4 separate regions of the Homo sapiens genome follow, and all the other regions are linked to region 3. The links are chromatin loops, found by intact Hi-C in ENCODE. Cell type or tissue: dorsolateral prefrontal cortex. All regions are shown on one strand.

The links. Peaks named below come from ENCODE experiments on the same cell type or tissue, not always from the same donor. Only the 100,000 strongest peaks of a DNase experiment are listed, where the experiment ranks them.
Region 1: it touches region 3 in a loop (7-fold over the local background); 30 of 110 quality-filtered maps call a loop at or near these places.
Region 2: a loop joins it to region 3, with 2.9 times the contacts of the local background. A loop is called at or near these places in 84 of 110 quality-filtered maps.
Region 4: it touches region 3 in a loop (4-fold over the local background); 21 of 110 quality-filtered maps call a loop at or near these places.

What each region holds. Positions count from the first base shown.
Region 1 is chr2:138,369,577-138,377,576 of GRCh38, forward strand. No RefSeq gene overlaps it. Among named protein-coding and RNA genes, the nearest start is that of SPOPL-DT, 130 kb to the right of the region's middle. In dorsolateral prefrontal cortex, CTCF peaks have their summits at 4,569 (motif pointing left) and 4,769; no DNase peak of the experiment used is centred here.
Region 2 is chr2:138,824,598-138,832,597 of GRCh38, forward strand. No RefSeq gene overlaps it. Among named protein-coding and RNA genes, the nearest start is that of NXPH2, 48 kb to the left of the region's middle. In dorsolateral prefrontal cortex, CTCF peaks have their summits at 3,046 (motif pointing left), 3,264 and 4,904 (motif pointing left); a DNase peak (open chromatin) is centred at 4,914.
Region 3 is chr2:137,906,319-137,914,318 of GRCh38, forward strand. All of the region lies in intron 2 of LOC101928273 (a long non-coding RNA gene), which reads right to left. Among named protein-coding and RNA genes, the nearest start is that of HNMT, 54 kb to the right of the region's middle. In dorsolateral prefrontal cortex, CTCF peaks have their summits at 4,421 (motif pointing right) and 4,624; no DNase peak of the experiment used is centred here.
Region 4 is chr2:138,086,673-138,094,672 of GRCh38, forward strand. No RefSeq gene overlaps it. Among named protein-coding and RNA genes, the nearest start is that of LINC01832, 11 kb to the right of the region's middle. In dorsolateral prefrontal cortex, a CTCF peak has its summit at 3,898; a DNase peak (open chromatin) is centred at 110.

The DNA of each region.
Region 1 (8,000 bases), 460 kb after region 3:
AGTTAATATTTATTAAACACTTACTATTTCCCAGGCACTGCTCTAAGCACTGAATCTGTATTAACTCATTTAATCCTCAATAAGTATTTGTAAGATAGGCATGACAATTATTTCTACTTAATGCATCAGGAAAAAGAGGCACAGAGGATTTTGTAACTTGCCTAGGTCACAATGCTAGATAAGTGGAATGTGGATTGGAATGGAGGAAATCACACTTCAGAGTCTGTGCCTTTGTCCATATGGTCATCACAGTTTGTTCAGATGGTCTGCCTTAGACTCTTGAATGTATTTTATATCACCTGCATACCTGGGTACCCTTTTTAATTCCCATTCTTATATTTTGGGTATTTCCTATCATATCATTTTTGTAGCCTGAGTGCATACAGGAGCTGATTGCTCCTCCTTTTTTTTCTTCCTTGGCTCAGTCTTCTTCTTTATATGACTAAAAGTAAACTAATGCTCATTGCATATGCCCAGATATTTGCAGCACTTGGTTCCACAAGCTGACAATAGGAGAAGAGTGGGCCAAATCTGAGCTGACTATGTACTGAACTAACATTGCCTAACAGAGACTACCCAGGGCACCCACAAGTAACAAAACTATTTTTAATATTTACTTCTCCTTTCTTCCTGTTGGCCTTCTATAATATGAAGTACCACCCAAGATAAACTATTCTCTTTCTGAAAATTGTGAGGCCAGTTATCTGCTTTTGCTCACTGTATTGGGTAAGTTGCACTATATATGAAAATAGTTCAAATATCAAAAATAAATTTTTTTATTATTATTATAAGTTTTAGGGTACATGTGCACAACGTGCAGGTTTGTTACATATGTATACATGTGCCATGTTGGTGTGCTGCACCCATTAACTCGTCATTTAGCATTAGGTATATCTCCAAATGCTATCCCTCTCCCCTCCCCCCACCCCACAACAGTCCCCAGTGTGTGATGTTCCCCTTCCTGTGTCCATATGTTCTCATTGTTCAATTCCCACCTATGAGTGAGAACATGCAGTGTTTAGTTTTTTGTCCTTGTGATAGTTTGCTGAGAAAGATGGTTTCCAGCTTCATCCATGTCCCTACAAAGGACATGAACTCATCCTTTTTTATGGCTGCATAGTATTCCATGGTATATATGTGCCACATTTTCTTAATCCAGTCTATCATTGTTGGACATTTGGGTTGGTTCTAAGTCTTTGCTATTGTGAATAGTGCCGCAATAAACATACGTGTGCATGTGTCTTTATAGCAGCATGATTTATAATCCTTTGGGTATATACCCAGTAATGGGATGGCTGGGTCAAATGGTATTTCTAGTTCTAGATCCCTGAGGAATTGCCACACTGACTTCCACAATGGTTGAACTAGTTTACAGTCCCACCAACAGTGTATAAGTGTTAGACCTAAAACCATAAAAACCCTAGAAGAAAACCTAGGCAATACCATTCAGGACATAGGCATGGGCAAGGACTTCATGTCTAAAACACCAAAAGCAATGGCAACAAAAGCCAAAATTGACAAATGGGATCTAATTAAACTATAAATTCTTAAATACTCCTTCCTCCAAGAGTTTAATTTTCCATCACTTAAATAAACCTAGTGACTCACTTATTAACACACTTCTAAGAAACAGACTCTATGGAAAAGAAAAAATAGTAAACTTACATGAAGAAACCTGGAAGTTACCATCTCACCCACGTGACCAACGTTAATATCACCAGTAATTAAAAATACTGATATCATGTATCCCCTCAGAGGATGCAATAAAGGACATATTACCCATGTGGCATTTTCCTCCCAAAATCTACACCCTTAGTCTAAATATGAGAAAGCTCCAGACAGATCCAAACTGAGGACCATTCTACAAACACCTGACCAGTATTCTGCAAAAATATCAAGGTCTTGAAAAACAAGAAAAGACTGAGGAACTACCACAGATTAAGAAGACAATGGAGACACAATGACTAATTACAATGTAGTATATTGGATTGAATCCTTGAACAACAACAAAAATTACATTAGTAGAAAAACAGGAAATTTGAAGTAAACAATAATTTAGATAATATTATTGACAAATGTTAATTTCTTAATGTCCATGTTACTATGTGTATGTAATATGTTAACTTTAGGGGAAGCAAGATGAAATATATATGGGAAATCTTCATACAATCTTTGCAACTCTTTTGTAAACTTAAAATTATTTCAAAATTAAAAGTTAAAAAATCTCAACATAGGGTTAAGTATGTGCCATAAGGAAAACATGAGATGTTCTGGCAGAAGACTTTACTTGAGGAATTTCCTGGGAGATGGTAATATCTGAGATGGTCAAGGTTTTGGAGATGGGAGTGCAGAAAGAGCATTTCTTCAGCATTTTCATTCTACTGACAAACACATCTCTTTTCTCTCCCATCTGTTCTGTCCTCCTTCTTGCTTTCTTCAGTCTCCTTCCCAGTTATGTTGCAGATCAGAGAATTCTGTCTTCCTTGTACTGAGTTTATGCCACCAGGTTAAAAAATCACTAAAGATTTCTGGGAAGAGGTAAACCTCAAAAGAATGTACATATCTGCATCACTGACTTCTCAGACCACTTTACATTACGAAGATGAAATTTTGACAACAGACTTACTGTGATAACTCTGAAGGTCATTGGCTATGATATTATTTCTGATAATGTACATATATGTGGCAATGCCATTTCTTTTTAGGTAGGAGACAAAAATCTCTCTGGTGAGATTTTTTTTCAAATAATGAAAGTTTTATATCTTGAACATGTATTCCTGGAAAACTAAGGATCTACTTTTGGATGTAAATTCTCAAGAGAGCATGGAGGATTGACTTCACCAAAAAAAAGTAACTTTTTAAATCCAGTGTTCCCACTCAATGTTCATTTATTATTCATTTAATTGTTCATTCAACATTCTTCGAGAACTTGTTGTATGACAGATCAGGAGATACAAATGTGATTATCTTGACCATCCCTGAAGCTGTTAGTCCAGTGAAGTTCAAAGATATAGTTCAGAATCCAGATAATTTACTGATCTACCTGTCTTCTATAATGGCCCATTAAAAGGATTATTGTAAATTATCTTATGTGATTGTACAATCCATGCCAATTTTTAAAATATTTAATTGTTGGAAGTAGAATGCAGAAGTGATAGGGTCAAAGGCTATGTCTTATCTTGAGTAAAACTGAAATCACCATATCTAACCTAAAACCAGAACAGATGTATTTTGTTCTATTCCCAAATCAAATTTTAATAACCTCAGATGCTTCATTTGTGTTTGATACATTTTGAGTTCTTGTCCATCCCTGGTAAGAGTAATATGGTTGTTGAAAGATCTAGGCACCTATTTATGGCTCTAAAAGGCATCATAATATCCATTTACTTTACTTTTTTAATATCCTAAAGTTTATCTACAAAGTTGAATGAATTCAAAGTTAATTTGGATAACTTTTTTTCTGATCCAAAATTTAGTTCTGAATATTAGGTGAGTTGCCTAATCTGACAAATTCAAAGAAATTTTGAGCACAGATATACATGACATATTATCCTAGACATTCTATCAGACCCACTAGTAAAATTTCTTGGATCATTTCTCCTTAATATATGAAATCTTCTGAATAGTATAACCCTGTACTTCCTTCAACTAAGACTTGTCTAATGATCTCATCAAGGAAACTCTTGCCTAGACTCTTGCTTTATATTTAGATCTATTTCCACTGGCAAACCTTCTTGATTTTTCAAACATGGGTACTTAATAGTTTTAAATTATTTTCCACTAACTGAAAAAAAATAACGTTTAAAAGAGATTATTGTGTATTACTAAAGAAATATGTTCATTTTCTAAGAATCTATTTGCAAGCAGATATTTTTTATTTTAAAAAGACAAATTGTACACACCAGATACAGTGACTATAAAGCTCACTGATTTGTAATTAGTGACCTACATATGCAATTTACCATCTCTGAGACCTTAAACCTGTCCTAGGTGTAATTAAATGAGTAATGTATGTAGAAGCACCATAACTTTCAAGCGTCATATAAAATGATAATTTTGTATTATTAATACACATATTATTAGCATTCATTCATTCAACAAACATTTTATTTAGAACTCTTATTTAGAAACTAGGCATTATTTTCTTCAAGTGGCTTTTCCTAACCTTTTCCTGCCTACCTCCCCAGACTAACTCTGGTTCATCTTTATAATGCCATAATTTAGCTCATGATCTGAAACATAGCAAGAACTCAAAAAAAATTTATTAAATAATTTCAGGCATTCTTAGCCTTCTACTCTCTTCTACTTCTGACAGTATTTTCTAAATTAGGTTGTGTTAAAGTTACCTGATAACTCCCAGTTTCATTCCATATGACCTGTAGTCTTGAGCATTTTCATTTTGAATCAGTTTAAACTTGGCAGCATTATTAAGGTAATTAATGCGCATTCATACTTTGAGTTTTATATCTTCATTTAAACTCCATCTCTTTTTAAAAATTTAATTATGAAAGGCCCACCATATGTTTAAAAGCCATTATGATTGTTTAGATAGGGAGAGACTGGTGCTCCCTCTGCTGGCTCTGAAGAGAAAAAAGATAACTGGAAAACCATTGCAGAATTAGACTGACATTCTGGCCAAGGCTTGCCACCCAAAGGATGATTTTAGAACTCTGAGATGCTTTACTGAATTGACTATATAACCTGAACTACACTAAAATACCACACTAACACCTATGCTTGTCAGACATGAAAGAAATTATAGAAAGTGGTATCTTAAATTCAAGGTTAGAAAAGCTTTTTATTGAAAATAAATCTATATTCTAAAAGCCCTGATTTGATTATTATACAATTTATGTATGTAACAAAATTGTACTTGTACCCTAAACATTTCAATAAATAAAAAATAAATAAACCAAGAAGAATAAAACAGTAAAAAGCATAAAATAAAACTTGACAGCTGGTATTAAAATAATAGGTGTATAAAATAACAATGATAATTTTTTCTAGGTGTGAGTAGTTGTTAACTTTGCAACTCCAACATATTATGTGTGTAGAGTATTTTACAGTTGTGACATAGATTAATGAGTATTATGCCAATTGATCCACAAAAATAAATGCTTACAGTTAATAGGCCAATAATATTTCACCGTTGTTCCCTCCATTTGAAAGAGAGGAATGTCACCAAGGATGTATAGCTCTTCTACAGGACCAGCAAAATAATCCCATGACCACTTCAGATATTAATGATAGCTAAACTCTAATGAATGCTTACTATGGCTAGACACTGTAACAAGGAGTTTATAAGCAATGCCTTCTTTAATTCTCGTAACAGCCCTATAAAGGAGGCATGATTATCATTCCCATTTTATAGATAAGGAAATTAAGCCACAGTCACTTTCCAGCCCAAAATTCAGGATGACACCCCAATATCCAAGGTAAATCATGTGAAAACTCACAGAAGCCAACTCAAACACAGGTGATAAGTTGCATGGAAATCGCACACAATGTGGAGTACCATGAAATATTGACATACCGAAGTCTATTTTATCGACTAGAAACAAAATTTTTAGTGGTGAATATTACAAAAAATATATATATATATATATATGAGTACCAACCAAGGTATATTTGTATTGCATATGTTTAAATATAAAAGTAATATATACATAGACTCTAGATTTGAAGGAGGATCTTAGGTCCCAGAATGTCTTCAGCTCTAATAAACATGGACACCTTATGCCTTGCAAAATTATTATTCACTTATTAAATTTAACAAAAGCTAAAAATTCTTCAGATTATGTTTCAACTCTTTTCAAATCAGTCCTGGAAGTCTCCCCATCTCCTTTTACACGATAAAAATTGGCATGAATTAAAATCTTTTGAACCCTCCCCTAACCATTGGGTACAAGCTTTGTATTTAGGCTCAACATGTTTTCTCTTTAGGTCTTCAAACAGACTTTGCTGAAATCTTGGCTTTTCAAATGACTTGAAATATCATGAGCCATGACAGTAAAAATTTACTTGGTAACAGAAACAACATGAGACTGAAATCAAAGACCTCTTACTGATCTTAATTTTGGGCCACATCATCCACTTTGCTTTGTAGGATTTATCCACAAACTCCTGAGTTTCTGTAGGAAATGCTAAATTTCTTTAACATCTCTAAAATGATACAGATCTCCACATTCTCAGAATACACAGAAATTTTCAGAAAAGGATATTTTACAAAGTTAAAACTATCTACAATGAACCCAATTACCTTATGAGGTGGTGAAAGGGCTTCATTAGCTGTCCAGATTGCCATTTTTGTGCTCACTGCTTATCTAGCTGCATACACCGAGTAAACAATCAGCAGCAGTTACCAAACTATTAAAATAATAGCAAATTATGAGGCAAAAACTTCACATTCAGAAAATTCCACTCATAAACTTAATATTTTCTGAGCTTTTGAGAAGATACCAACGTGGTTAAATTTTTTAGCAATACCCCAGTATTCTAGGGGAGGCTCATTTGAGAACCACGTCTTATGGGATTCAGTCTTTGATCCTCCACCATCATGTTTCCTTCCATTGTTTCCCCAAAATAGAATCCACAGGAATTGTCATCACAAAAAAAAAAAAATGCCATGTTGAATTGCTTTTAATTTTATTTTATATTTGAAGGAAATTGAATTAAATCAAGCACCAGTGGATTGGCTCAGAGAGGGCAAAGCATGGGAGAAAAAGGCACTGGTTGCCATACAGTTGGCTGAGAAGGAACCAGCTGAACCTTAAAGGATTGGTGGAGGTTGAGTGTGGCCTGCTGTGACAGTGTAGAATCCCTGGCAGCCCCAGACATGGGAGGAGCTGCTGCTTACCCCCAGGCTCATCTCCAGGCACCTCCATGAGGTACTCATAAAAAAGATGGGGGCACAGTGGGTAACTGGGGAGAGTCCCTCTTAGATGATACAGGCCAGGAGAAGGGGAAGAGCAGCCACTATGGGGAAAGCATGAACCCCAGCCACCCTGCCCAGATCATCCTCTCAGAAAGAACAAAAGCCTTGAGCCTCTGTAACAGAGGCAGAAAACCTTGTCACTCCCAGGCACAGGTTAAAAACCTATTGTTGATGACGGAATAAAAAAGAAAAATTATCTATCCCTGGAGGAGGGCCAGGAAACAGTCTTGGGCCCAGCCTCAGGATCTTATATTCATGCCATTAGAAGTGAGCTGTCACCACTGGGGAAGGCCAAGAAACTCTCTCCTATACCAGGACATCAGAGAATGCCCTCCTTCCCCTTCTGCTACCACCCCACAACCATACCACCAACATACTATTATCATACAATACAGCAATTTCATTCCTATGTATTTACCCAAGTTAAAGGGCTAAGTGCCCACAAAACATGTACACAAATGTTTATAGCAGCATTATTTATAATTGCTAAAAAGAACCTAAATGGCAACAACCTAAACTTCCATAAACTGGTGAATGGATGACAAACTGTGTTTTGGCCATTTGGTGGAATACTATTCACCAGTAAAAAGAAATGAACTATTGTTTCACGCATTAACGTGGAGGAATCTCAAGTGCTTTATGTTAAGCGAAAGAAGGCAGATACTAAAGATGATATGATATATGCTTCTCTTCTTAAAATATTCTAGAAAGGCAAAACTATAATGACAAAGACTTCAATGGTTGCCTGGAGGTGGAAGAGAAGGAAATTGACTACAAAGAGGCACAAAATAACTTTTGGAGGGGATGTGAATGTTTTATATTTTAATTCTAGCAGTGGTTACATGCCTATATACACTTTTCAAGTCCATAAACAAGGTGAATTTTATTTTATTTATTTATTCTGAGACAAGGTTTCACTCTGTTGTCCAGGCTGGAGTTCAGTGCCATGATCATGGTTCACTGCAGCTTGACCTCCTGGGCTTAAGCTATCTTCCCACCTCAGCCACCTAAGTATCTAGGACTACAGGCACACATCACCATGCCTGGCTAAGTTTTTAAATTTTTT
Region 2 (8,000 bases), 920 kb after region 3:
TCTGCAAGCATCAATGCAAGGATACAAAGAATATGAAGAATCAGGGAAATATAACCCTACCCCCCAAAACTCCAAAACAATAGCACAATGAATAAAACTCAAGTAATAAACCTAGACAAAAAGGAGAATTATAAAATGACTGGCAAAGAATTCAGAATAATCCCCTTTAAAACTCCTGGGAAATTACAAATATAGATAGAAGATTAAATTTGAAAAACAATTCATGAACAAAATGAGAAGTTTGACAAAAAAAGAAACATTAAATAAAGAAAGCCCAGAAACAGACTATAATAACTGAACTAGTTATAGACTATAATAACTGAACTAGTTAATAAGAAACCTTCATATAATAAAATTTTCTGAAAAAGAGAGAGAAAAAAACTAGTAAGCTTAAAGAAATAATGGCTAAAAATTTCCCAAATCTGGGAAAAGACAATAACATCCAGGTACAGGAAACTCAGAGGTTGCCAATCAAATAGAGTTAACAGGAAAAATTAAAGTTTAATAAATTTAATTAGAAAAAAATTGGAAAAAACAAAGATGTAAAACCATATTCATGGTTGTTTAAGAGTGTGTTGTACAAAATGATTAACATAGAGAATCACTATTGTACTCCTATCTTTTGGTCATTCTGCAATATAATTAAACAAAAGGTCACGAGGAAAAGAACGATTCCATATACTAGACATGTTTACTTTGAATGAACAGCATGTATACCAACATTTAGGTTTTTAATGTGATGAATAATCTTGTTTGTTAATTTATTTAATCCAAGGATAGGATTAATAGCATTGCTATTTTCAGGGAATAATGTACAGTAGACTGTTGATGGGAGTGGAAGTAGGGATTTTAAAGCGCTTATTTCATTTCCATTCCCACTTTCCACTTCACTTATCCATAGGGCAGCTTTGCTGTTGCCTGCATCTTGGTGTAGTTAGAAACATGGGCTCCCGAACCAGTCTTTCTGTGGGTTCACATCTTCGTTCACTATTTACTAAATATCATGCATTGGGCAAGTTATTTAGATGATCTGTATCTCATTTTCTTTGTGAACGAAATGGGGTTGATAAATCTCTATAGAGTTGTTGTGAGGGTTAAACACTTATGGAAAGTGTTTCATAAGTACTCCCAAATTGTTAGCAACCATTTACCAGAGACCAAAGGTAGGAAACAGTGTTTGACAGCATCAGAGAAAAAGATGGACAGGAACAACAAGCTGTTTGTTATAAAGCTCCTCTAGTATGGTGAGCTTTATTAACCAACTGCCGTGGCGGTGCAAGCAAGGGGAAAGCCTTCCTCCCTCCAGCCTTCCCGTGCACTTGCTGGCCCATACAAGAACGCTGCTGAGGTCAACTGTCCCTCAGGAAAGGGCAGTGCTGGGGCCTGGGAGTGCCTGCAGACCCTGGACCATCTTCAGACCCCTTTCTAGCTCCATTTTACTGCATTCACCAAGAAAACTTCTGGTTTTACTTTCCTTTCCCTAAGAATTTTATTGATTGATTGATTGTAGAAATGGGATCTTGCTATTGTTGCCCAGGCTGATCTTGAACTCCTGGGCTGAAGCCACTCCCCTGCCTCCACTTCCCAAAGTGCTAGGATTGCAGGCATGAGCCACTGCACCTGGCCCATCTAGGACATTTAAAAATATTATTTGTTCCTTGCTGAGCCTTAAACACTATAGATCCGTTTTTTTTTTTTTTCAGGACTTTTCATCTTCTGTTCAGATTGCCATTGCATTCCCAGACATGGGTGCTAAGAGTCTAACTTTGGATCTCTGACAAGTGGTGAGCTTCTCATTTTCTCTTGCAGCCCAGCTGAGCCCTCTCCATACTGGCCATATGCCTGCTCCCTTCCTGCTCTCCTGGGCCTCTAGCTAGTCTCTACCTGTCTGATCTGAGCCCTAAACTCCCCCGTCTGGTCTCTCTTCCTGACTCCCTATATGTATGCATGTTTCCAGAACCTTTCCTCTCCTGGTAAGTGACAGTAGAGAACCATTCAGCTAAATATAGATTTTCCATGTCTGCTGGATAAGATAGAAAATTAAATTTGAAAAACAATTCATGAACAAAATGTTTCTTAATAAATAACAGCTAAAATTTGTTGAGGAGAGAAAGCAGACTAAATATCTTCTAGTCTTATAAGTTAATTCTTATCATCAGAACTATGTGACAGTGCAGTAATCAAGGCTTAGCGAGCTTGAGCAATTTGTACAAAGTTAAACAGTTAATGGTGTGGAGTGGATTCAAGCCCTCTTTGGTGGCTGCAAAACCCACCGTCAGGTCACCAAGTTCTGCTGCCTCAGCTAATCACTTGATACCTGGTGAGATGTTCTTATCTTCCTTTGATCCCCACCACAGCCCTATAAAGGAAGCTGAGAAGGGCCTATTATTGCTATTTTACAAGCGAGAAAATTGAGGGCCAAAAAAGACGGCATCAGAGAAGGGGAAGGAAGTGGCCTCCAGACCTCCTAGCAATGAGACTCCAGGGCTCTTGCTACTTCAAGGAAAATTGATGAGATTCCACCCCCAAAGTGTGGTAAGGGGGTGAAGCTCTGTCTCCTGTGCTGACTGGTCAGCCAACTTTGTGATGGCTGGAAGCCCTGCATCCTACCATCTGTTAGGTATGTTTAATATCGCTACTGGTAACAAATTGATCTGTGGGAAGTGTTTAAGCCTAAGCTCTTCCCCCAAGCACTTCCCCCAGATTTAGTTTATTTAAATCTAGTTTCTTTCCCCTACTAACCAGTAAAGAGTATTCGAATTTGTAAGTTTCCAGCGTTTACAGCTTTCCAAATGAACCAGCCAGCATGAAAGAAGTATGTTTTCCTTTTATTTGCTATTTGTAATATTATAGTTTTCACTCTCAGCGCCCATTGGCAGATGCACAGGAATGTTTAGAGATGTATTTATCACTTGGGTTGGACTTGGCTTACACACCCAGCTCAACTCCTGTATCAGGGACTCACCACTCTTTATCACTGTTCACTATGCTCATCAGAAATGAAGCGGCATGTTGACTGGAACAGTAGCTCTATGCTGCCATCTTCTGGAATTCTAGAGAAGATGCTTTTCCTGTGTAGTTACTAGAAAATACTTTTAAGTAGAATTTAAGAGACCTAGACAAACAGAAAAAAACTCAAAACATGATAGATGCTTGTACACTGAAGAAGGAAGCCAGAGAAGATTATTTCAAAACCAAAATGACTGTAAATAAAAGTAATGAAGTTATGCTATGTTTTCATTTTCTTTTCAACATTTACTATACTTGCTGTTAAAAATTTTGGATTGAAATCAAATACCTGCTGTAGTATCGAATCAGACAGGGGTTGAGCATTATCTCCTGAAGATGTGCAATTTTCTTCTTGGCTAAAGCCAATTTATAACTAAGAAAGGCAATAGGGAACAATTCTCCCAGGATTCCATAGACAAAGATCACAGGAAAAGGGAACTTCTGAGATAAAATGGCATTTGTAATCCCCAAGAATGGCTCCAAAAAGACTGTGCTTGCTATAAATCAAGATTTATTTTATCTCTTGAATCTACAGAGATTTCAGAACAAAGGACTTAAAAATATTTTCCAAATCCAAAACGCCAAAAGTGTTAAGCATTTTGGGGATCCTTGTGTTTTTAGGCTCAAACCTCAAATAACTGAAAAGCAATGTAGCCAGAATTTCAATTTTTAAATATATTTGAAATGGTATCAAATTATAAAAAGTTAAACATTCAGAAATCTTGCTATAAAAGTAATTGTAACTGCTATTTCTCTTCCTTGGCTTTAGGTTAAATGTCAGCTCCCCAAGGAAGCCTTCTCCAACTGCTGGCAGACGCCAAGCTCCCTGCTTTACTTCACTTGTTGCTCTCTGCCTTTATAACATTGAACACAGCTGTCCGTGATTAAATATTTATTTGTGTAATATTTAGTCAATTCCTCCCCTTCTCTCCTCAAACATATCTGTTCTCCATGTCTGGCAGAGAAGAGATATTCAATAATTATTTGCTTAATGAATTAATGGCCTTTTGGTGTATGTCCTGGGGTCAGTATTTCTCAGCTTCAATCCCTCGTAACTTCCTCATCCACAACTACTGACAATTCGAGTATCTGTGCCAAATCCAAATTGTCTAATTTAGTTATATTCAGCATACTCCTAATGGAGCCCAGATGGAAAGTGGGCTCTTTCAAGTTCAAAGAATTCTGATCATAAGGGTTGAAGTATCAGGGTTTCTCAGATAAACAAAAGTCCAAAGAACTAAAGCATCCCATTCTCCAAGTAATTTGGTTTTCAATGTCATTAAGCAGACACTATTCCCTCTGATCAATACCATAATATCTCAGCCTCAGTTGACAAATCAGCGTTAGGTTGCTGTCAGATTCCACTAAGAACTATGTGCACCTTCACTTGTCTAAGGTGCCACTGGGTCCATCCATCCATCATAAGGAATCTTTGCCATTTAAGGAGTGATGTCGAGGCCGAGGCGGGTGGATCACCTGAGGTCAGGAGTTCGAGGCCGGTCTAGCCAACATGGTGAAACCCCGTCTCTACTAAAAATAGAAAACATTAGCCGGGCGTGGTGGTGCGCCTGTAATCTCAGCTACTCTGGAGGCTGAGGTAGGAGAATAGCTTGAACCCAGGAGGCAGAGGTTGCAGTGAGCCGAGATCTCACCATTGCACTCCAGCCTGGGCACAACAGCAAAACTCTGTCTCAAAAAAAAAAAAAAAAAAAGAAAAAGAAAAAGAAAAAAAGAAGTGATGTCATTTGAAGCAGCATTCAGAGTCCCTCTGAAAATCCACTTTTCACTGAAAAGACACAATTCCATATGTTAAAACCAGTGCAATTACCCATCATTTTCAGTGTGATAACCTGCTAATGCTTCATCCCGCTACTGGAGCCCGGTCTTATTAGTTAGGGCAGGGGGCCCTCTGCTGGGGACATGCCCAGGTCACTGCTTCAAGGCTGATGATCAGGCTGAGTCTGTGTGTCACTCTCACTCAGCTTCTGCAAGCACTGCCACTGGAGAACTGAGAGGACATCAATTGTGGTTGTAGAGCAATGTTTACCTTTGCTTCTGAATAGCATGGTGTGGGCATTTGAAACCTCATGTAAAATAGGTCCAGAAACTCTCAGACTGTTTAAAAGTGCATTCTTGTATTTGTCTGGTTTCCCATTTGATTTTCAGGTTTTACTGAAGTGAGCTGGTTGGGTTGCTTTCTGACTCTCTGGCAGGAAAAACAAAATGAAGTTGCTCTCTAAATAAACTTTTCTACTTATACAGCCATCGCTTTTTGACCTGTCAAGTCCCCTACAGGTAACACACTTGAGCCTATTGATGTGGTGCTATTCTCTAAGTTTCCAAAGCTTAAAGAACACCAGATAGCTAGGACCACGTTAAAGTCTGAAGTTAAGAAGTGGTTAGGCTATGATTTTGTGAATTTGCACTGAAAACATTGCCTAAGAGAAGAAAAAGAACTAAGAGTGCAGGCAGAGCAGAATAGTGTTTCATAGCGTTTGTGCGTGTTCACTCATTTTGGTTTTGTTTTGTTTTGCTTTTCTGAGGAATGAAATAATCCCATTTGTAAAAAATGTTACAAGGTCATTGTTTACTAAATCTTAGTTTACCAGATAGTTGTTTCTCCAATGCAGTTTAGATTATTGGAGTGTGGTCTCCCATTGCTGTCTTCTTTTCCAATATTGTAGCAAGGGCTAGCAATTCCCTCATTAGGACCTGTACGTTTATGTTTTTCCTGCTCAGTGGACAACCAAAGACAACTATCAAATTGAACTGCTTTACTTACTCCTGTAATAGACAGTTGGGCTTTTATAAGCATTGTTTGAGGTGCTTGTTCCTGGAAACTCTGCTACTGAAAATCCTGTTATTATCCAAGTCTGATATGATCAAGATAGCAAATGCCTGGCCAAGAACACAGACAGGTTGGCCTAGTTCAAGGAACATTAGATGGGAGGAACTTAGGCCTAGAACAGTCCGTTGATGTGAGATAAAAAGCATATCTGACATTAGGTAAAAGAAAAAAACCTTCTTTAAATTATGATTAATGCAAAATGAGCTATAATATGGATGTCATAATGAATCACTAGCAGGAAAAATTTTAATGCCAATGAAACTCACTGCAGTGGATCATATAAGTGCAGTGTATGGGATGTGTCAGGGGTGTGCAATGCGCAAGGGAGAAGGTACTCTGAACCTTGATTTCTAGATTTAGTTAGATAGAAACAGCCCTAGGCTGTTTTATGTGCCAGGCTTTGTACTAAGACTTTTAAATGTGTAAGTTCCTATAATCTTTACTACAACTGCATAACATGGGCATTATTATACTCCTTTTAAGAATGACAGAAAATGAAGACAGTTTAGTTATGTTTCTTGCCCCATAACACATAATCATTAAGGATTAGATGTGGAATTCAAATTTAATTATCATTATTATTTTGTTTTAACTCCAAAGCCTACTTACTTTCTATTAATTTACCCTCTCTTCTTGAACTCTGGTTGAAGGAAGCATGCAGTCTATATCCGTGGTTTTTGTTCAACATATTTGGGTAAATACACATTTCCCACTTTTATGTTCGTTAGAGATCTAGAGATTGAGTTTAGGTTTGTTATTTTCCCTTGTTTATTAAGTACAGTTACATGCTGTTCCACAGTGTTTTAGTCATTGATGGACCACATACAACAGTGGTCCCATAGGGTTATAATGAAGCTGAAAAATTTCTATTGCATATATGAAGCAATGCATTACTCACATGTTGGTGGTGATTGCTCACGTGTTTGTGGTGATGCTGGTGTAAACAAACCTACTGCATTGCCACTCATATAAAATTATAGTACATGCAATTATGTACAGTACATACTACTTGATAATGACAATGAATGACTGTGCTACTGTTTTACATATTTATTATACTATACTTTTAATTGTTATTTTACAATGTACTCCTTCTACCTATAAAAAATGTTTACTGTAGAGCAGTATGCCCGGTTACACCAGCAGAAGCCCATACATCTTGTGTTTACTACATTTGTTGATTGCATAATTTTCTCTTCTACTTGATGTGAGCATTACTTCAAAAGAATCAAAAAGATAAAACAATTAAAAAGTGCATAAAGTAAAAAACTTACAGGGAACTAAGATTAATTTGTTATTGAAGAAAGAAATTTAAAAACGGTAAGCCTGGTGCAACTTGTGTGCACTATTTATAAAGTCCTCAGTAGTATACAGTAATATTCTAGGCATTTACATTCACTCAGTACTTACTTACTGACTCACCCAGAGGAACTTCCAGCTCTGCAAGCTCCATCCATAATAAAGGTCATGCAGGTATACCATTTAAAAAAATCTTTTGTACTGCATTTTTACTGATCTTTTCTATGTTTAGATAAGTTTAGACACACAAATCCTTACCATTGTGTTACAATTGACTACAGTAATTGTACAGTAACATGCTGTACAGGTTTGTAGCCTAGGAGCAATTTAGCCTACATGTGTGTTAGGCTATACCATCTAGGTTTGTGTATGTACACTCCATGATGTTCACACAATGACAAAGTCACCTAATGATGCAGTTCTCAGAATGTATCTCCATCATTAAGCAATGTGTGACTGTGTACCAATTTTTTTTTTTCTAGAATGAAAATACTTTAACCTGGGATTCTAGTTAGATTAAGAAAGTCTGCTTTTTCTTTAAATATTGTAGATGACAGGTTGATTGTTTTGGACATCATACCATATATTTAGGATATATAATGAGACAAGTGGTATACTAATAGCAAAGAGAAACAAAAAAAGTGGCAAGTTACTTCTAAACTCTAGGCCTCAGTTTCCCCACTTGAAAAAATAAATCTGTTGGGCCAGATCATTACTAGCTCTTCTAACTATAAATATCATTATTTAAATAGAACTTTTTCTTTTTCTTTCCTTCCTCTCAACTTTCCACCTACCCTCCCTCCTTCCTTCCTTCTTTCCCTAAATTAGTCATATTAAAATACTT
Region 3 (8,000 bases):
TTTTTTACTCTTGGTGAAGATAACTGCAATGAGATTTATCACGTATGATTAAAAGTCAAGAAATGATTCCTGGTAACCTGCAGGGTCTGTTTTTTACTGATGGGTTACAGCTGGCCTAATTGGTTTGAGAAACCTAGCTTGATTACATGGACAAGGAGACACAAAAGGGTTGTTGAGAATTTCTCCTCCAAGCCCTCCTGAAAGCAAGATTCCTAGCACAGAATCATGGTGGTTCACACTGGAGACAGAATGCACACTCTGTGTCTGTGAATACTTGGAGCCCTGGGTAGCTTTCAACATTGGACGTCTTTCAGACTCCCAGTCCATGCCTGCACTCTCACTTGCTGCACCATATCCTTTGCCTTTAAATAAAAGCCCCATGTAAGTATGTTCTGTGGAATGTGGTGGTTCCTTTCAAATATCCAAACAGGAAGCTTTTCGGTATGTATACATTTCTATTGAGAATATACCTAAGAATGAACTTGCTATTTGCTGGTTCGTATATATATATATTTATATATTGATCTTTAGGCAAAATTTGCAAGTAAAATACACAAAAAAATTCTTGAGCCATTAGAGAATAAGTTACTGACCTGATTCCCAATTATCACCAAATATTTTGGGGTTTATTCTTTACAAACAGGATTTATCCTTCATGTTCACAACACAACTGTCAGCATTGGTTGTATTCCCACTAATACGCTGTTACTGTCTAATCCTCAGACCCTATTCAAGACCCTGGCACTCTACATTAAGTTACCCCTGTGTGTAGTTACCCTCTTCACTCTACTCTGGCTCCAACACCTCCTGCTTGGCCACCCTCATTCTTGGATGCCATCCTTGGGCTCCGACCTACTCCCTAGATTATCATCCATTTCACATAGATACTCTTCTCATCCTTCCTGGGCTAACCCCACATGGGCGCTCACCCCACCCTGCTCAGTCAGGCTCTGACAATCCAACCATGCTACATCACTGTGATGATGCCCTTTTCATCTTGCTTGCGTTTTGCCACCACTTCTACGTGGACTCCTTCTCCTGTTCTTTGGCTTCAATACCTGGCACCTTGGAGCCCTCTTAACAGATACCGCTTTCATTCTATTTAGACCAGAAAAATCCCACAATGACCTGCCTTTTCTACATGCAAATCCTTTTCATCCCATTCTGTGCCACTGCCTTACATGGGTGTTCTCTTCCCACTAGCCTGTTGGGTTTAGACACCAGGTGATGGATAATATGTCTATCTGGATGCTCCCTCACATTGCTTTGATTCTGACACCCCACATGGGTCACCTACCTGCATTGAAGCCCTCACTCAGTGTGGCTTCAATCCACATGAGGCAGCCTTCTTCTGTAGACAGAAGAATTGACCATTTTTCCCTATTCTAAAAATTTACCATTTCCCCAAAGAGCATGGGTTTCTTTCATGGAGAAATAGTGTTTGGATACAAAGGTCTAGAGGCCAGGTGTTCTAGGTTCTCTGACTTCACAAAGCTAAGAAATACACATGCATATACCAACCAAAGCATACCGTAAGGGTAAAATGGTGACTTGTTTGAGGTTGGAGCTCACTATCTCTCCATCCCCCTTCCTTAGAGTATTTCCTTGAAATCTTAATGGGTCCAAATAACAGGTTTGCCTTTTTGATTTTGCAATGGAATAATGGGGACTTTCTGACACTTGGAATTGTAAGCAAATGCCTCCAAAACTTACTTGGGAGTTTTCACTAGAGGACTATCTTAGGATGTAGCCCTTTGTCTCTTGAGGAGATGAGAAGTTATTCTTTCTTCTGCTTTGCTAAATGAATTATGTGAAAGTCTGTCTAGACTTTTTAGTCACTTTTGTAGTACCTACGTGCATAGAAATCTGACTATGTTCATGTAGTAATAAACTGTGTTCTCTTTTCTAGGTTGGTTCAGAGAGGTCTTTGTTAGTATTATTTTATTTCCAACAAATATACACCCTATATTTCTGTATTGTTACTTTCTAGAGATGGATGACTTTGGATGGTCAAATATTGATAGAAAGGCACTAGTGAAAAGTAATTCAGAAAAAACACATTTACAGATTTGGTGACAGGAAATAAAGAATTTTTTCATGTTGAGCTCCAATTATATCTGAAAGGTAGAAGGGAAGTCATTAATTGAGAGTATACATGGAATTGGAGGAGGAAGTTTTGAGAAAAGTGGAGGCTTATAAAATTAAAATAGTTGTTTCCAATAATGTGAAATAGAACTGATTAAAGAACAAAGCAGACATGATTGCCGAGGAGTCTCTCAGATGAGTTCACGTTGATCACTGTAGTCTATTGTTTCACAATAACTCATTCCAAAGCAAGCTGCATATTGGATTCACCTGGGATCTTTTAAGATATACTGATTCCTAGGTCCCACCTGCAGAGATTCTGTTGTAATCACTCAGGAATCTGACATCAGCATCCAGATTTCAAAAGTTCCCCAAGTGATTCTAAAGTGTCCTGAACACCAAGAACCATTGACTCAGATAGAATGTTCATCACTTTTACTGTTTTCCACAAAAACCTACCCATGTAAAGCACTTGTGAGGATAGAAAAGTTTATTGAAAATTAGAAATTGAGAGTTGAAATGGCAAACAAATTTAGTCAAATTAAATTCTGAGTTTTAAAATTTTCCTGTGGCCACCCCAAGAGTGTGGAACTTTCTCTGGGCCTTCACCCCATTGTCTCCAAACTCAAATCATTTCACTAACTCTTCTCCACCTCCCAGTCTCTGTTTTCTGCCTGCCTCTTCCTAGTCTACCTGACTCTGGGAACTATAGGTTGGTGCAAAAGTAACTGCAGTTTTTGCCATTAAAATTGATGTCAAAAGCCACAAATTACTTTTGCACCAACCTAATAAAACTTCTCACTCCATTACTCAGAGTGGTTCAGCTCTCACTGACAACCTGGTGTGCTCCATTTTCCTTTAGCATGGACTATAGCTATTCATCACTTTTGAGAATTTTTAAGAGGCAATATTCTTGCATGTGATCTGGTTTATAGAACCAGGATAAAAGGTCAATGCTGACTCCAGAGTTTTGCAGTCCCAGGAGCTCCTCAGAAATATGTGGCAGAGACAGACCTGCAGGATAAAGACAAGATATGCATTCTTTTCTCATTCACTCCATAGATAGCTAGTAACAGCCTACCATATCTTAGTTCAATGAAGGAAAAAAGATAGACAAATAGATACAGTAGAGTGTAGTCCATATAATGGTTTAGTATACACAGGAAGTATACAAGTACAGTAACATCTGGACAAGCTAGAGGTTGGGAGAAGAAGGGAATTGAGAGAGCATTGCAAGAAGTGAAGAACCCAGGGTTTGAGCTAGCCTCCTGAATCCACATGTATAGAGCTGTAGAATTGGAATACTACAAAGGATGTTAGAAATCATCTAATCTAATCACCCTTTGTTACAGATTATAAAATAGAAGTCTCATAGCCTAGGAGTTGAACTGAATTGCAGAAAGTCCCATAACAAGTCAGGGGCAGTGCCAGGATTAAATTGGCATCTGGGTTCATTGACGACTGGCCCAGTGATACTCCCTCAACAGGTGAATTTCTAAGGTTCTATGAGCACTACTACAGGAGGGAGTAGCCCAGCAATAGGGTCTCTGGTGGCAGTAGAGGCCTAAACCTACATGGCTTACACCTCTGTCTGCAAAGTGACTGACTCATTTCAGCCATATCTGTGCACTCTGCAGTACCTCTGCTCAGAAGGTACCACTGGGGGAAATGCTAGATAGATAATTTGACTTGAGCATAGAGTGGGAGGGAAGGGCACATACTGAAAATAGGGAGGAGAATGAGAAACCTGAATCAAGAACCAGCCTAACAAATATTATGCCTTTGAATTATAAAGCAGGCATATGGTCTGGCTTTAGAAAATTACAGGACAGCAAAGAAGAGCAAATAAGACTAGAAAATTGTGACTTTGGGACCTTGTGTCTGAAATAAATGGAGAGACACTTTGGGGAGTGGCAGGCAATGAAAACACATCTACCATCTGAGGAGGTGACTTAGAGAAATTCAAAACAGCATTTTTTTTAAGTCCAATTCAAATATAGTCAAGTGAGGGAGGGTAGATCATTCATTCGCAACTCACTGTGTTTAGTTTCTTAAAAGCTGGCCGAATTAAAAAAAAAAAAACATTTTTGAATGGGGCAGTTCTAGTGTCAGTTGTTCTCACTTTTCCTTTTTACTTACCCACTACTAAAAACTACCACAGAGACATTCTCTACATTCAGTTACTTAGATTTACTTTTCCCACTTTCCACATTTTTAATTATAGCCTAGGAAACTTCTTTGCTTGGAGAAAGACATTCTTATATTAAAACATAAAACTTTTCGCAAGCATCCGCTAAGTTCATCCAGAAAGCAATTTCTTCATTACACACCAGAGGTCAGTATTGGATTATTAATTTACACGAGCTGTTAATTTTTACTTTCCCAGTAATAAAAATGAGAAACAAAATACCAAAAATTGTTATTGTATTAGAGATTTGGTGTTAGTTCCTTAAGCAAGTATCATCTGTGCAGACATGCATAGATCATTAATGGCTTAAGAAAAATACAAAAGAAAAAGAAAAAAGCCATCACAATGAAGGTGGTCTTTGTTCTTCAGGAAGGTGGCCTTTGTTCTTTAGGAAGACATCCATGACTCATTCCAGGCACATTAATTATGCCGCTTTTACACAAAAGTTAGTTACTCTTATATGTGAGAATTGTTCACAACTAGCAGTATTAGTGGACATGCTGGCAGTGAATTGGAAAGATAATGATAGTTTTTAGAGTCTTATTCAAATCTGCATATCTACAATAGTGTAACAGTTTGGGATGGCCAAAGTTACAGATAATTTGGACAAATAAAATACGGGCCCAGCAGTAAAATAATGACTGTATCTCCAGAAGCTTTAAGATTAAATGGAAAGAAGAAAAGACTAAAGGCAGATCAAGCTATCATGCTGACTACAGACATATTAAAGGCTTTCCACAGAAAGAGAAAATAAATTAGTCTTGTTTTACTCTAGTCAAGAGGGTAGAATTATAGAACTGGAGATTGCAGCTGCATATAAGATAGAATTTTTTTTTTTTTTTTTTTTTTTTTTTTTTTGAGACGGAGTCTCGCTCTGTCACCCAGGCTGGAGTGCAGTGGTGCGATCTCGGCCCACTGAAACCTCCGCCTCCCAGGTTCACACCATTCTCCTGTCTCAGCCTCACAAGTAGCTGGGACTACAGGTGCCCGCCACCACTCCTGGCTAATTTTTGTGTTTTTTTTTTTTTTGTATTTTTAGTAGAGACGGGGTTTCATAAGATAGAATTTTTAAGACTCATAGCTATTCCAACATTTTTGCCTAGGGTGCTATAGGGAGTGCCAACATCTAGTATCAGAACAAACTAGATGAATGCCAAAAGCTCTTCTATTCTAAGGTTATATGAGAAGGTGATTATGATGCCAAAGAGTAAATATTCCACAAATTCCAAACCTCCTTCCAGGCATATATATTCGGGTGGCACCTGCTTTAAGAAGTCTCCCTTAATCTGCCAGAATACAGTTTGCTCGTGCTTCTAATACTATGACCATATATTGTCTTTTGTCATCTTTTGAACCATATTGTACATTTATGTATTATTTAGCTTTGTGTTGTTATGTCTTATCTAAAACCAAGATTCTTCTTTTAGGAATACATGTTATTTTATCCTCTATGACACCTAGAACAATACGATGGAATTAGTAGATACTCAGATAATATTTGCAGTCTGAACCTATTTCCTTATCTATAATGTAATGAATAAAAACACCCACTTTACCTGCCTCACTGAGCTGTTTTGAAGATCAAATGAAATAATGTGCCTGAAAGCACTTTGAAAAGTATAAAGTATTATACAAATGTAAGGCATTATTATTTCAGAGGGGGGTTCTCTCAGTTATAACCTCCATGTCAGCTTGAACATAACAGCAATAAAGGAACATTTTTTAAAACTTAATCTGAAAAGAAACTTGTCCCTTCTGGGCACAAATTATAAAACTCCCCAAAAAATGTTTGTATGTATTTTTGTTTGTTTCTAAATAGTATAATGAGCTGTGGTCTTTCAGGGAAAATGTTGTTCTGATAGAAGTAATTCACAATGTAGAAAATTGCCCTTGTGTACTTTCAGGAAAGAATTGCAAACAAATGAGCTATTTTGTCTTCTCAAGCAAAGGGACTTCCCAAGCATGGGTAGCAGCTGTTCAAGTCCATCTGGTCAAGAATTCACTAAGATCATAATATGAAAGTTGCTCAAATGCAGATTTGCACGACAGCCTGCAAATGCTCCTTTTGAGACGAAATGGTTTCTCAGGCCAATAATCTGCATGTTTAAAAGTCTTTAAATACAAGTTTATGGAATAATTCATAACAGCTTTAAGGAACTATCATGGTACACTGGGAAAGTGTTCCATATTGCAGGATAGATTTCTTCTGTTGGCTGGTGAGCATTTGTTTATAGTCTGCCTTGACTGTATCACAATTTTATAAGTAGTTCTTTTATTTTTTAAAAAGCAACATTTTGGGACAAAATATTGTGAACAAATAAGGAATATGACTATATTTGTGAAACCCCTTGTTAATTTCCAAGTGATATTTTAAACCTTGAATAAGACATGTATGCTCATAAATAAGGAGGGAAAAGAAATAATTAACTCAATGTTCATAAGAGCTTCTCAGAAAATAAGAAAATAAGAAAGAGATAAGTGATAGAATTATAATCTGCATTCTACCCTAATAGTATCTTTGCATCACTTCTTAAGCTTTGTTTAGTATTTTAACATGCCGTTTCTTATTACATGTGAAGAATGCTGTGAGGTAGCATGTCAATGTTTTGCAGATGAATAAACTGATGTTAAAAGAGGTTAAGTGACTGATTTTGTACTTCCATTATCTCGAAAGCGCAACTAAAACTGCACTTAGGATTGCCACTCCTGTCTGGGGCCATGGCTTTGGTCCTATTTTCTGCAAGCCTCTGGATGACCTCTGTCCACCCACTGCCTTTGAGTGCTCTCCTCACCTTGGCCTTCCTCCCTGGTTTTAGTCCAACACCTGTCACCGCTCTTCAGAATCCTCATGAAACTTCAGGAAAATTGACTGGGTAGGGCTTGTTTCAGAATTATCCTCCAGAATTCTAGGGCTGATTTAGAATTCAGAGAAAGAAACAAAAGCGCTTATCAAAGTATCTGTTCTAGAGGTAAGCTCAGAGGCACCATGGCAATCCCCACATTTCCCTAGGATATCTTCAGAAATACCTGATATTGCCATCTCAGGCCCAGATATCATCCATCAGCTGAAGGCCATGGGCAACATTCACATCTTCAGAGTAAAGACTGTTTTAGAAGTCCGTGGGCAATCACCAGTCACACAGGGAGTTCCAGGGACCAGCCAGTTGTTCCTTTCATGAGTTAGGAGGCAGTAAGGACATCACAGTGATCATTTCCACTGAAAACGCAAATGTAATCCACTCTGCTACTCAGCAGTTAATGCTGACTTTTGAAAATTATAAAGCAATTATCACCATGGTCTCCTTCTAGGTTTATCAGTGCAGTCAGCTCAGAAAACTTTCATTCCTTCAGTATATCCAGCTACAGCTAATCAGAAAGGGAACAATGAAAACAGGCTGACATTTGATTCAGAGGTTCTGGAAAGAAAGTGGACCTGGCAACAAAGTGACTGCACTTAGAATCCCCCAACCTAATGTATTCAGGGTCCAGAGTAGACCATCTGGGGCTACAGGGGAGAGAAGCCAGTTTCAGAGGCTATTATAAGCAGCTCTGATTAACATCTTAGGACCACAAGACAAATTATCATTGGTATTTGGAGGCAAAAGGTCTTGGATGCTCTGGGCCTGGGTGAATATCTGGGTCTAACACAATTCTCAGAAAGGCCCTCTGGGTCCATTCCCGATGTGTTAACAAAATGCCTGAAACACAGTGGGGTTTGAACAAATGA
Region 4 (8,000 bases), 180 kb after region 3:
TTCTAAGGAGTGTTAAGTTTAAGAACTGGCCCCTGCTTCAAGAGATGACATCATTCCTCTCCCTTCAGTCTGAGTCCTTTTTTCAAACATCAACACTGGCTCCAACACTGCAGCAGCTGCCAGCAAACACCTCCCTGTGTTCTTCAGAGAGGAGAGCATCTGGAGAGTTCTTTACATTCTACTTGTCCTGCCTTTATGACCCAACACAATGTCTTTGTCAGCCTCATTAAAGAATTATAAGGTTAATTTTACTTCCCCCCAAATACATAACCTCTTTCCAAAATGGAGTGTCAGTTGATAAGCAAAGGCTGCCTGGCTAAGGAAAAAATGGAGAGAGGGTGTTTGTTGTATGCGTGTGTAGTGAAGGATCAAATCAGAGACTAAAAGTCAAGCAAAGCTACTGTGCAGGCATCACATTCATGAAGAAGCTTAAACTTAGAACTTTGACATAATTTTTAAATCACTTTGTATAAACTCACAGAAGTACACTGTCAAAATTGAAAGATGGCCATCATTTCTCTTGTGTCTCATACTGGATCACACTGCCTGTAGTGTATTGTGAATTATTTAAAAAATTAAAATTTACCTCATAGACAACATAATTGTATTGCAGTGGGTTTTCATAAAGGTGTTTAATCTGTTAGTCTATTAAATTCTTGGGGCCCATTTTTGCAATTATTCACTGTAATTGACCAGGATCCTCAATATATTGACTTGCCCTGTCCACTCTGAGGGGCTCTGGGGAGATACTTAGGATGCTCTATGTGTAAGGGCCCAACATTAGGCCCCAGATGGATACAATTCAACCTATGCTAATAACTTCCCCCATAAAACTAAACTCCATGAAGCATTCAAGGCACTTCCTAATTTTGTGTCTTGTTTAATTCTCTTCAAAAGTCAACAAACATTCCCCAAATTCTCACTGTTGCCAGACCGTGTATTAATGCTGAGGAAACAAAAATGAAAATGACAGACTGTATTCTCAAAATGCTCACAGACTGCCAGGGAAAAAGACTTGACCAATAGGCACAATTTATTATAATAAATACCGTAAGGGTAGTATGTACACAATACAGAAATTCACTTTAATTAGGGAAGAGAAAGCTTGCTGAAAAAGACATGCCCCAAGTAATGGTTCTGGCACATTGCCATTACACTTTGCAGCACAGGGACAGTTCTGGCAGAAGCCAAGGTGTCTGAAATCAGAGCTATTGCAAGGAGCCACAACAAGTAGCTGGGTTTTGCTGCAGGCTAAAGGGAGTGAAGGGGGAGTGGGAGCAGATGAGCCCACCTCTGCCTCATGGGTTTCTTAAATCTCTAAACTGCTCATTCACTCCAACACCTATTCCACATTTGTTGACAGCTTTATGGCCAAGAAAATCCAGGATACTGAACACAGGGACTTGTTAAGCTCCACCCTGCAGGTCTGCCGGGGCACCCAGAAGCTGGCACCCAGGCTACTCAACAGCCTGGAGGCTGACACCAAGCTCCGAGTTCTCCTGCCTGGAAGGTGTAGAAGACCGAAAAATATTAAAAAAAAAAAAAAAAAAAAAGTTCTGCGTTAGTGCAAACAGATCCGTATATCAGCAGAGAGTTATCAAGGTTAATGAGAAAAATTATCTCATCGGAACAACCCCCAGTTGGAGGCACCGGCGCCGAGCTGCAGCCTCTCTAATCTGGGAGAGCTGGGTCTCCCGTGCAAAGCGATCCATCAAAGTCACTTGCTGGCCTTCCCGCCTTCCCCAGGAACATGGCCCCCTTCCTCTGGCTGGGAAGGAAAGCAGGCAGCAGTGAGGGGAAGGGTCCCTGCAGTGGGCAGCAGAGCACAAGGGGACACCAGGTACACAGAGAAGCAGAAAAGGAAACAGGGGCCGTGCCCCAAACCTCCTGGCTGTGAAGAAGCCAAGAACTGAGGATGCCCAAGCAGGTGCCAGAGGAAGGAGAAAAATGTGTGCCTTACACACACACACCCGCACTCTACAGCACACCACACATACACACAACATGGGCATATACTGTACACTCACCCACCCACCTGTGCGCACACACACACACCCGCACTCTACAGCACACCACACATACACACAACATGGGCATATACTGTACACTCACCCACCCACCTGTGCACACACACACACACACACTCTATAGCACACCACACATACACACAACATGGGTATATACTGTACACTCACCCACCTACCTGCGCGCACACACACACACTCTATAGCACACCACCCATATACACAACATGGGTATATACTGTACACCCACACAAAGGTGCACACAGTACACACATATGCACACACAGTCATGCTCTGCGTCCTGCTGTCATTTGTTTTTAATCTCTCGTCCTTTACGGAAAGTAACTCTTTAGCCAGACACATTTTCATAAACACTTGTCCTTATGGTTCCTTTAGCAAGAGCATGGAATCTCCACCTGCTGCCCATCCTGCGGGAAGAGATTTTTTTTGTTTGGTGGTGTTGGTTTAGTTTTGCTTTGTTCTGGGGAAGGCAGGAGGCAATAAACAAGTAGAGGGGAAGTCACAGCTTTTGCAGAACCATCCAACATGCGGCACAGTGTGCCAGACCCGGGGCTGTTCAAGGTTCCCACCTCCCTCATCGCCCACCTAGGTTCGCGTCCTTGCATTACCTCCTTCTGGGAACTGCAAGCCTATCACCGGCAGGGGCCATGCCCCCGACCCCGACCCCGACCCCTTCTAGCCATGCCTCCCAGATTCCAAGCCTCTTCCACTCATTCTCAAGCCCCACCTCCTGGAGGAAGCTTTTAGCCTTCAATGATCTTCCCCCACTGGGGCGTCCTGTATTTAAGTTAGAGTAACTTCACGACTCTCCAGTAAAACACAGTTTAGCCAGTGATTTATATTGACTTAGATTCTCACTAGATTTCAAGCACGTCAGTCTTGACGTGTTGAGCCAGTTTGTAAGCGACTGCAGGGCGTAATCAGCTTTCCAACGCATTCTGGCATGCTCCTTCAATTCCTGGTGGAATGGGGAGGCAGGTTGGGATTCTAATCCTAAAGCACGGCCAATAGATTTTATTATACATACATACATATGTATATATATACATACATACATACATACAGCGGCTTCATTTAAGAAGCTACCTGTTTTTCTAAATATTCTGTTTCCAAGCATTTGCTAAGAACTTTTGAAGATGGTTTAGACTTACAAATTGTTCTGCAAGCACAGAATATAGTTGTCGTAATCTTCAGTGGTGAAGCCATTAGGAATGGGAGACAGAAGAAAAGTCTAGAAGGGATGATCCTTATACCTGAAGCTGAGAGATAAACATTCTCTTCAAAGTTTCTAGGTGACTTGGTAAAATTAAACAACTCCTAGAATTCCTAGGCAAATTAGCTGTCCAGTATGATCAAAGCATAGTGCAATTCATCCATTCTTCAGGTATTTATGGATTGCTTGTTATCTATGTTTTGGACTCTAGGCACTGGACATATAACGCTGAACAAGATAATTATGGGACTTGAACTCTAGAATTGCAAATGCTGATCAACACTATGAAGGGACTGCAGCATTGAGATGACAAGGGGGAGGTAAGTGGGGAATGGGGAAGGTGTGGTGAGAATTGATTTAGACAGAGTGACTGAAGAAGGTGAGGACATTCAAATTAAGACCTAAAGAACAAGAAGCAGGCTGACCTCAGAGAGTAGAGAAAGGCAGTTTGTCAAGTGGAAGAGTTGTTTTATTCAGATCTGTAGCCACTTGTTATTTAGGGCAGCTGCCCAAACAATGAGAATCCTGGGTCATGATTATAACAGCGAACTAGCATTTTTTGTTCATCTACAAAATGCCATCCTTAGAATATCACTCCAGGCAAGCTTATCACAAATGAGGAAATGGAGACTCCTAGAGGTAAAGGGAGGGAGTGTAGATTCAGCCTGAGCCTAAAGGCCTCTAGATGTGTGTTTCTTGCTCCTTGCTAATCATACATAGGTAAGTGAGCATGGCTCAGGGCCACCTAACTCCAGACTCTGAAAAACTGTTCAATGGGTATGTCTTACTGATGCCATGTCTGCAAATCAGATCTTAAACACATCACAACTATTCTACTTGTAAAAATCAGAGATATACATAAAGTAACTTTAGGAGTAGGAAAGGGTCAAAGAATTAAGCAAATAATCCAAGAAGTCCAGAATGGCTGCCTTGGAGCTTACTGCTATGTATCATGTATTAATGTTTACTGGAACCTGTCTTGATAGACAATAGACAGTCATTACTGGTTCTTGTCTTTTCTTCCTTCATTCCACAGACATTTTTTGAGAACATGTTATATGCCAGACACCATGGTAGGAGCTCAGGATACAGATAAATACCATGTTGACATCCTAGAATTTACCAATATTATTTTGTTGAACAGAGGAGACACATAAGAAAGGGTGAGATAGAAGTCACCGAAGGATTCTGTAGGGCATCCAGTGCAGCCTGGGAGGAGGAAGTGTTAGAGAGAGTGTCAGTGAAGGCTCCTTGGAGCAGGTGATGTCTGAGCTGAATCTCTGAAGCATCAGTACGAATTAGTTAGGTGAAAGCTAGAGGTGATGAGGATAGTCCAGAAAGAAATAGCACTGAACATCATGGCAATTGCTAGGTGGCCAATACGACTGCCCCTACAGTGTGGGGCATGAGGATAAACACAACAGCTGCAGTTTCAAACCTAACCAAAGACCAGGCCATGAAAAGCTTTCTGTCCTGCCGTAACAAGTTTGAGCTGTACTGAGGACTAAGGAAAATCACTGCAACTAGATAAGCATTGTTTTTACAGTACTCCCTCTGACAACTGTGTGAAGAATGAATTCGAGGGAGGCCAGGTTAGAGGCAGGATGGGGATGAGGTGCCTGCTGTGTGCCAGGCACTGTCCTAGCTACAGAACTCTCACTATGAACAAGACCAAGATGGAGTGAACCAGGTACTTGGAGAGATAAAGTTTCCCTGACAGATCGCCTTTGATCTGCATGACCAGGAATGGGCTCTCTGTGCTGCCCAGCAATCAGGCTGCATGGCCATTCACTCCTCCACCTTCCAGATATTTATCACCCCTCTTCTTCCCTCAAACTGCCTCTTCCTCCCCAACCTCATACTTAGTGGTTGACCTTGCTTCCTACTTTACTGAGGAAATGGAAGCAACCAGAGGGAACCTCCACAGACCCTCAACACCACATCTACCACTTTCAGAGCCTGCATGTCCTGGACCCCCTACCAGACATCAGCAGTGAGCTTCCTGTGCACCTGCTAAAAGCATCTCTCCACGTGGGCACTAGATGCCATTCCCTCTCGCCTGCTCCAAGCAATTCTCCCTGCCTCTTGCAAGACATTTTTCTTTTCCCATGGATTATTCCCATCAGCATACACATATGCTCTCATTCTTCCCATCCTAAAAATCTTTCTCTTGACTCGTTTTTCCCACCAGCTACTGTCATGTTTTTCTGTTCTCTTTGTTGGACATCTCACAAGAGTTGTCCATACTCACTGCCCCAATTTTTCTTCTCCCATTTATTTTTGTAAACCTACTTTCATCATGCTTTAGGCCCCTCTGTTCCACAGAAGTTATTCATCTAAATCCAACGGACAATTCTTAGTCCTCATGTTAAGTGACCTATTTATTATCAACATAATACAGTTGCATAAATCCTCTTCTTAAATATCTTTGCTTGATCTTGGTTCCAAGGCACATATTTTCTTTAGCTATGTTTGCTTTATCTATCTATGCTTTTCTCTATCTCACTGGTCATTTCTTTTTCTGTTTTTGAGAGAATTTCAGATTTTTTCCACGACTCTCTATGTTAGAAAGCCTTAGGGTACCACTCTTGATTCTCTTCTCTCTCTACAGTTGTAACATCTATATGTCAACACCTCAAATATGTATGTGTATATATATATATACACACACACATATATATATGAATAAAAATCTCACCCATTCCTTCAAATTCCAGCCTCACATATGCAACTGCTTCCTTAATGCCGCCTCCGCTAGAACATCTAATAGAAACCTCAAACTTCACATGTCCAAAACTGAACTCCTGGTCTTACCTTACAAAACCTGCTCTATTGGCAGCCTTGTCCATCTCCAGGGATAGCAACTTCACTGCTTCTAGTTGTTCAGACCAAAACTCTTGGGGACTACCTTAGCTTACCTCTGTCTTATATGTCCCACATTCAATCCTTAAGCAAATCTTATTCTACTGTCATGAGGTAGCTAAACTTCTTCTACTTCTGGCCGCCTTCACTGCTGCTACTTGACCAGAGAGCCATCATCACCTATTTCAAAAACCTCCTGACAGGTCTCTCTGCTTTCATTCTTACTCCCTAAAAATCTGTACTCAGTAATAGAACAATCCTCTTGAAACATGAATATCACTCTTTGCTTAAAAAAAAAATCCTCAGTAACAGCAAAGGTACCTGAAATACCTACCTTGCCTTTCCCTTCACCTTTTAAACCTCAATCTACTTTCTCTCCTTTGCTCACTCTGCTTCTGCCATTCTGGCCTTCTTACTGGTTGGTGGGTCTTCAAACTCTTCAGGTATACTTTCTCCTTAGGTTCTTTCTATTGAGCATTTCTGTTTTTCTTCCAAATTTCTCCTCTCTATATTCCCCCACCTCATATAAGTCTTTGCCCAAATGTCACCTTTTTTTGGAAAGGCCTAGTTTGAGCATCCTATCTTAAATGGTAACCCCTGACCCCACCAACTGTCGTGGTGCTCCTTACCCTGTTCTATTCCATAGCACTTGCCACATTTTAATTTACAATATAATAAGGTATTCGCTTATTATATTTTATGTTTGTTATTGCTCTCTGCCAACGAGTATATAGGCTCCTCAAGAGGAGAGAGTAGAGATCCTCAAGAACACATTTGGTTCCCCTGTGTGTCTCATCTACCTAAAACAGAGTCTGCCTACAACAGCATTTAATGAATATTTGCTGACTGAACGAATTTCAGGTAACAAGTCTTAAGAAGAAACTGAAGAACGTGGGCCAAATACAGGACAGTGTCAATGCAGAAAAGGGACAAGATATAAGAAATTTAAAAAGGTAAAAAAGGTAAAATTAAAATACCTCTTTGAGTGGATTCAGTGACAGAAGACAGGAGTAAAGGGTCATTCCTGGGAAGTGTGTCTGCTTAAGCCTAGATAAGCAGGCAGGTAACACAGTTTAAGGAAGATGTGGGGAAAACAGCTTAGATGAGATCAAGAACTTCTTCTACATCAGTGTTTGGGGTGCAGCAAGGATGGGAGGCTGCAAAGATAATTTGGTAAGTGTTAAGACCAGAGTGGCTAGGAAAAAAAAAAAAAACTTTAAGGAGACCCTTAGGAAGGCATCTGTTTTCTGTGACAAAGGAAGAAATGCATTGAAAGGCAATCATTGGGTGTGAAGCAGAATGCTGAGCAGAGAGAGGTCTTGAGGAAATTAATGTAGGCATGGGGAAAGATAAGATGCTGATGGGAAAGTTCAGGCTTATGTACAGCGTCAGGCGCTCAGCAGAGGATGAAGGTCCTGTATTAGTGATAATTCCTGGGGCGCCTTTCAATGGCAGGCTGGGAGAGAAGCAGAGAAAGCAAATAGCTGAGCTCTTCCAGCATCAGATTTCTGTAAGGAGAGGACTTCAGAAGGCTAAGGGGCAAAAGAGGTGAAAAGGAGTGGGATGTTTGAATGTGGGTCATGATATATTGGTTGAATAGGAAAGAACTGATCCTAAACTTTCTAAATTTATTTTTCCTCTTCTTCTTGTAGTCAGTTAAACTTTAGCATACAAAAAGCAGTTAGCAAAATACAACAAAGGCACAACAGGGAGCCTGGCTTATTTTTTCTGTAGGTATTCAAATTTACCTATCTCAAAATACATAACTAAAAAGCACTTTAGATGTTTTCTTAACACTGAACTGTGAATAGTTATAAAACATCATAAATATTCGTTTACATTGCAATCTGCTCACAGAAAAGAGATGAATTTAGTTGCAA